2 separate regions of the Mus musculus genome follow, and region 2 is linked to region 1. The links are chromatin loops, found by intact Hi-C in ENCODE. Cell type or tissue: heart. All regions are shown on one strand.

Region 1 (2,500 bases):
CGGTGTATCTGGATAAGCTGCACAGCCTCTCTTTGTCTATGGCCTCGATGATGTGTTATGTTTCAGATCCTCAGCTCGGGGAAGGTGCTGGCTGGACTGGAGCTCTAGAGTTATAGAGCTTTTGAATGCTGCTCTTTTGGCCCAAGGAAGAGGCTGTGACAAGAAGTAGTCGAGTTGTGACTGAATGGTGTCAGCCCTGTGCTAGCAGCCAGCGAGTGAGGTCATAGGGGATCATGGAAGTGCATCAGGAATGGAAGGGTCCCCGCTTTGCCTGGGGCTAGGGCTCTGTTATATAAGATTGTCTAGCACACATGGGGCCCTGGGTTCGACCCTCAGCTCTCCATAAACCCTAGTTCAGTGGTGCATGGCTGAAGTCCTAGCAGGTGGGATGTGGAGGAAGAAAGATAAGAAGCTCACACTCTGCCTCAGGTGGCATAGTGAGTTTGAGGCCAGCCTGGGCTACTTTAGATCTTGCCTCAAAAACAAAAACAAAATCTCCCAAAATAAGAAACAAACAACCCCCCCAAACCAAAGACCGAACCAAAACAAAAACCCCAAAACTAAAACAAACAAAAAAACCCCAAGCAAAACACATCAAGTAGTCTACCAATTAAAGGTGTCTTTGCAGAAAGCTAGCATTGTAGAGACCATATTTATCCTAAAAGTATCTTGAACCCAGCATTGCTGCCACCACTACTGATGTTTGGGACATCCAGAGGACTTGAAGTCTACACTGTATTCTTTTGCCTTGCCTTGGGGAGGGTTAGCTTAGACTTTGGGAATTGATGACTCTTGGGAATTTTGTGAGTGGTGAACACTGTGGTGGGGGGCCATCCTGGGAAGGCAGGATTTGGGAGGGGCTCAACCCCTGTAAATACTGACTTCACTTCCCAGCTTAGGGAGTGGACGAGCTCTGGCTAAGACCCCTCTGATTACTGTAGTGTTTCTGTGGTTGTGGTTCAGCCTCCTGTGAGTTTGGGTTCCTGGGAAGTCACATGGAATCACCTCCCCCACTCACACACACGACCCCAGACACGCACAGCTACACAGACAGACACACAGAAACAGACAGACAGAACCCCCCCCCCCCGCACCCCTACCTGCAACTTGGGCATCACCAAATAAAGATCAGAGTTGAGAAGAATGGACTAAGATGTAACTAAGGTAATACCTAAGGCAGGTTCAGAGCCTGGTTTTGAATCCTGGTTGAGCCTTCTGGGAAGGTTCTAGAAGGCCAAGGAGCACATGTGTTCAAATTCTAGGCTGGTACCCAGCACAAACTCTATGTGGGGGTCTCAGTTCCCTTTCCTAACAGTGTTCCGAAGTCGGGATGGGGGCCGTTTGCTTCCTGTCTGCAGTGGTGGGAAGCAGCCCCTCTGAACACACCTTAGGCTGGTGGTTCTGTCTCACTGCAGTGACCTAGCAGTCCGGCTGGGCAGGGCCCAGGCTCAGCCTGTGCGCCCTCCCTTGCATTATTTATAGTAAACCCCATGAGCACAGAGTGCTAAAGCGGAAGGGTGAGTCACCCATTGAAACCATCGATGACATAAAAACAAGCAAAATGCTTACTGTGTGTTTTGTGCAGTATTTCAGGGCAGGTTGTGCTAATTTGAACACTCCTAAACTGGATCTGTGAAAGTGTACATGTGTGCGAGTGGGGGGTGGAGGGGGGGGGGAGAGTTAGAGTTCAGCCTGAGGGAAGCTGGGTATTGAAAATCTCCTTCCAGTTCTGCCCTCTGTCCTCGGCTGCCCTCAGATCCCTCTTCAGGTTCCAGAGGAGTGCTGACTCCCTTGCTGTGGTTCACCTGTGTCTCTGGAGGGTTAGAGAGTGGCTGGCGCGGTGGGGGAGGGGTTAGACTCTGCCTCATCCCTGTCCCTGTTCTTGCTTCCTGCGGAGGAAGGCACAGTTCCTGCTTTACATGGACATCGTTCAGGTGTTTGGGGTGACTAAGAATCATGAGAGCATGTAAGAGTTGACAAGGTCTTTTGGAGCTTTTATTTCAAAACGTTTGTTTCAGGAGGAGTTACTAAGTTCTAGGGAGGCTCTGTGATTTGCCAAAGACCACATAGCAAGCTGTCGGGCAGACTAGGACTAGAAAGCAGGGCTGTCACTCTCTGTCCCCTTGAATTCCTTCTTTCCAGCCATATCAGGGCCTGCCCAGGCCTGCTTCCCACTTCCTCCTTACTAGAATCTGACTTGAGAACTATTTCAAACCTTTGTCACTGAGCAGGGGTCAGGTGTGTTTTGGCATAGGGACTTGAGTTTGCCCCTTCCCCCTCCCCGAACTCCCAGCCTCTTTTCTGTCAATCTGAGTTGTCAAATGTCTGTCAAGTCTATCGTTGGTGAGGGGACTATCTGTGTTGGGGTGGGGTGGGGGTTGAGATGCAAAGACTGCTAAGACTTGGGTCTTGCCCTAGAGCTTAGAATTTGAGCAGAGTTAAAAAGTATTTGGAGACGATGGTTGGTGGCGGCACACGCCTTTAATACCAACACTCGAGG
Region 2 (2,500 bases), 57 kb after region 1:
GGAACTCCCTCTTCTTGTCACCTCACCTCTCCCTTGTTCCTGTTGGGTATATAATGTCTTGTGTTCCCTACTTGATTATAGACTCTTGGCAGACATAGCCCAGTATGACATGTTCCTTTGAAAGTCCTTCACTGCGATTGGCCCCATGCCTTGCGTTATTAGACGGCTTGAATGGCCAGAAAGACCACTGCTCATTCCTTTCTTCTCAGGGGAGCGGCTCATGTATACTCCCAGTTTTCTTGCCTGTCTCAGGCCAGTTTCAGTCTCAAAAAGAGGCAGAGGCCCGCCTCTTCCTCTTCTCAGAGTGATTCTGTAAGGATTTATAACATGTGCATCAAGAAACCGTGCGTGGTGAGCGTGTAGAGATGGAGCAGTTGCTGCTACGTGGAAGATCATACTCCAACACCAGTGGAGAAACTTGGAGGCCTACACTTAAAAAAGGGAAAGAAAAGTGGTGTGTGTGTGTGTGTGTGTGTGTGTGTGTGTGTGTGTGTGTGTGTGTGTACAGGCATGTTTGTTCTCACACACATATGCAGGTACCTGATGAAGCCAGAAGGGGACGTCAGAGTCCTCTGGAACTGGAGTTAAAGATCGTTGCGAGCCACCTGATGCGGGTGTTGGGAATGAACCCCAGACCTCTAGAAGAACAGTAAGCACTCTTAGCCATTGACCTGTCTCTCCAGCCTGCCGGCTGCCACTTTTGATTCATAGTCTTTTGCTACTGACTGGTCAAGGTAACTCTCCAGTTCTAAAGAAGAAACAGGGCCAGCATCCAATTCCCTGGCGTTTCTTGGTTTCCTCTTTCCTACTGGTTATTGTTACTGTACTTCCTGCCTGCCGGCTCCTTTGTGACGGTGGATAGTTTGTCCAGGTGCCTGTTTGGGTTTTCTTTGGAGATGGGAAAACCTCAGTTTACTATAAAACTTCCTAACGCTTCTCTAAATGGAACGTGCTTGCTTCGTGGGCCCCTCCACGTTTCAAATATTAAACAGCTATCTCCTGGAGACTTCTCCTCCCCTCCCCCCACCCCACCCCTCAGAAAGCTCAACCAGATGGTGAGAGGTGGTGTGTGGAGGTGGGTGGGGGCTGCTGACTTGACCACATGTGTGTGGTAAGGGTTCTAGGGAGGATACCCATTTCTGTAATATATGTATGTGTGTGTGTGTGTGTGTGTGTGTGTGTGTGTGTGTGTGTGTGTACATATATATATATATATGTATGTATGTATAAAACTTACTAGGTTCCAGCTACAGAACAAGACTGAGAGTGTTGGCAAGTGGCCAAGCACAGTAACTGGCAGGAAGGGCCTGTCACTTCAATATTCTCGAAAGAAATCCAGTTTTCCATGAATGGGAGGCTGTGGAGGAGGTTGGAGAAGCAAATGCCTGGCTTGTCTCCAAGGCCAGATGTTCTGTAGTGCCATATGTCATGACGGGAAGGCTAGCATTGGAGCTTACAGAGCACGTCAGGCCCATGCTCTTAGGCTACCACAGCCCTTCTCGAGCTTGCTCTTCCTGCTTTCCTGGCCCGCCTCTGTGGTCGGAACCCTTCCGAGCCACTCAGATCTGCTGCAGTTGGCGAGTGTCCAGAGTGCTGACCTTAGCCGGGACTGATTGCTATGCTGCTGGGCAGTGCCTGCTGGATCCTTGATATCTGCTCAGCCCAGTCTTGAGACCACTTCAAAGGAGGCCTTTGCCAATTTTATTTTTCTTCCTCAGCCTGGGTTTTGTGGTCATTAAGATGCGGCATCCGAATTGCGAGACTCTTGTTTTCAACGGTGTCTTCACTTCTTCTCTCAGTGTCTGTTTTCCCCTCTTTCTTTCCATCTTCCCTCCCTCTCTCCCTCCCTCTCTCCCTCCCTTCCTCCCTTCTGTAGGTGGTGTGTGTGTGGGAGTGTAGGTGGAGGCCCAAAGTTGGCATCAGAAGTCTTCCTCAGTCACTCTTTACCTCATATTTTGAGGCAGAGTCTCACACTCTTCAGCTAGTGGATGACCAGCGAGCCTCCGAAACCTCCTGTCTTCAGACTTTGTAGGTTCTGGAGAGAAGGGACGCCGAGTGATCTTGCTTCCCACCATATTGAATTGGTAGCACAGTCACCTGCTAAAGGGACAAAGTAACATGTCATGGCCCTTCTACTGCACACTCTAGCTGACATCTCTGCTGTGTGGTGGTGGTGGCATGCTGAACTGAATAACAGAGCAACAACAGGATAACAGACAGAAGCAAAGGCTCTTTTGGGCTCTTTCAGGTTTTCTACCATGGTCGTTTATAATCCGTGGAGCCAAGGACCTTTAGAAATAGAAGCATCTTCTTTCACCATCTTAGGAGCATCTTGTGTTGCCATTTTGTTCTGCAAGGCTGACCTAATGACTATCTTTGGAAATATCGTCATTCTCAAGTTAGAATTTGGGTACTTCATTCCTTTCTCCGCTTCCGTGGTCCCTGCCCACACCAAACCTTCTGCTCCCAGCTAACTCCGCGGTTCCAAGAAAGGTTTTGG

The links. Hi-C counts contacts between places; a loop is a spot of excess contacts. Peaks named below come from ENCODE experiments on the same cell type or tissue, not always from the same donor. Only the 100,000 strongest peaks of a DNase experiment are listed, where the experiment ranks them.
Region 2: a loop joins it to region 1, with 2.0 times the contacts of the local background. A loop is called at or near these places in 3 of 42 quality-filtered maps.

What each region holds. Positions count from the first base shown.
Region 1 is chr9:48,816,530-48,819,029 of GRCm38, reverse strand. The region is part of intron 2 of Zbtb16 (zinc finger and BTB domain containing 16); the gene reads left to right. Among named protein-coding and RNA genes, the nearest start is that of Zbtb16, 18 kb to the left of the region's middle. In heart, no CTCF peak of the experiment used is centred here; DNase peaks (open chromatin) are centred at 1,469 and 2,179; H3K27ac peaks cover 688 bases; H3K27me3 peaks cover 398 bases.
Region 2 is chr9:48,759,593-48,762,092 of GRCm38, reverse strand. The region is part of intron 2 of Zbtb16 (zinc finger and BTB domain containing 16); the gene reads left to right. Among named protein-coding and RNA genes, the nearest start is that of Zbtb16, 75 kb to the left of the region's middle. In heart, no CTCF peak of the experiment used is centred here; DNase peaks (open chromatin) are centred at 238, 757 and 1,492.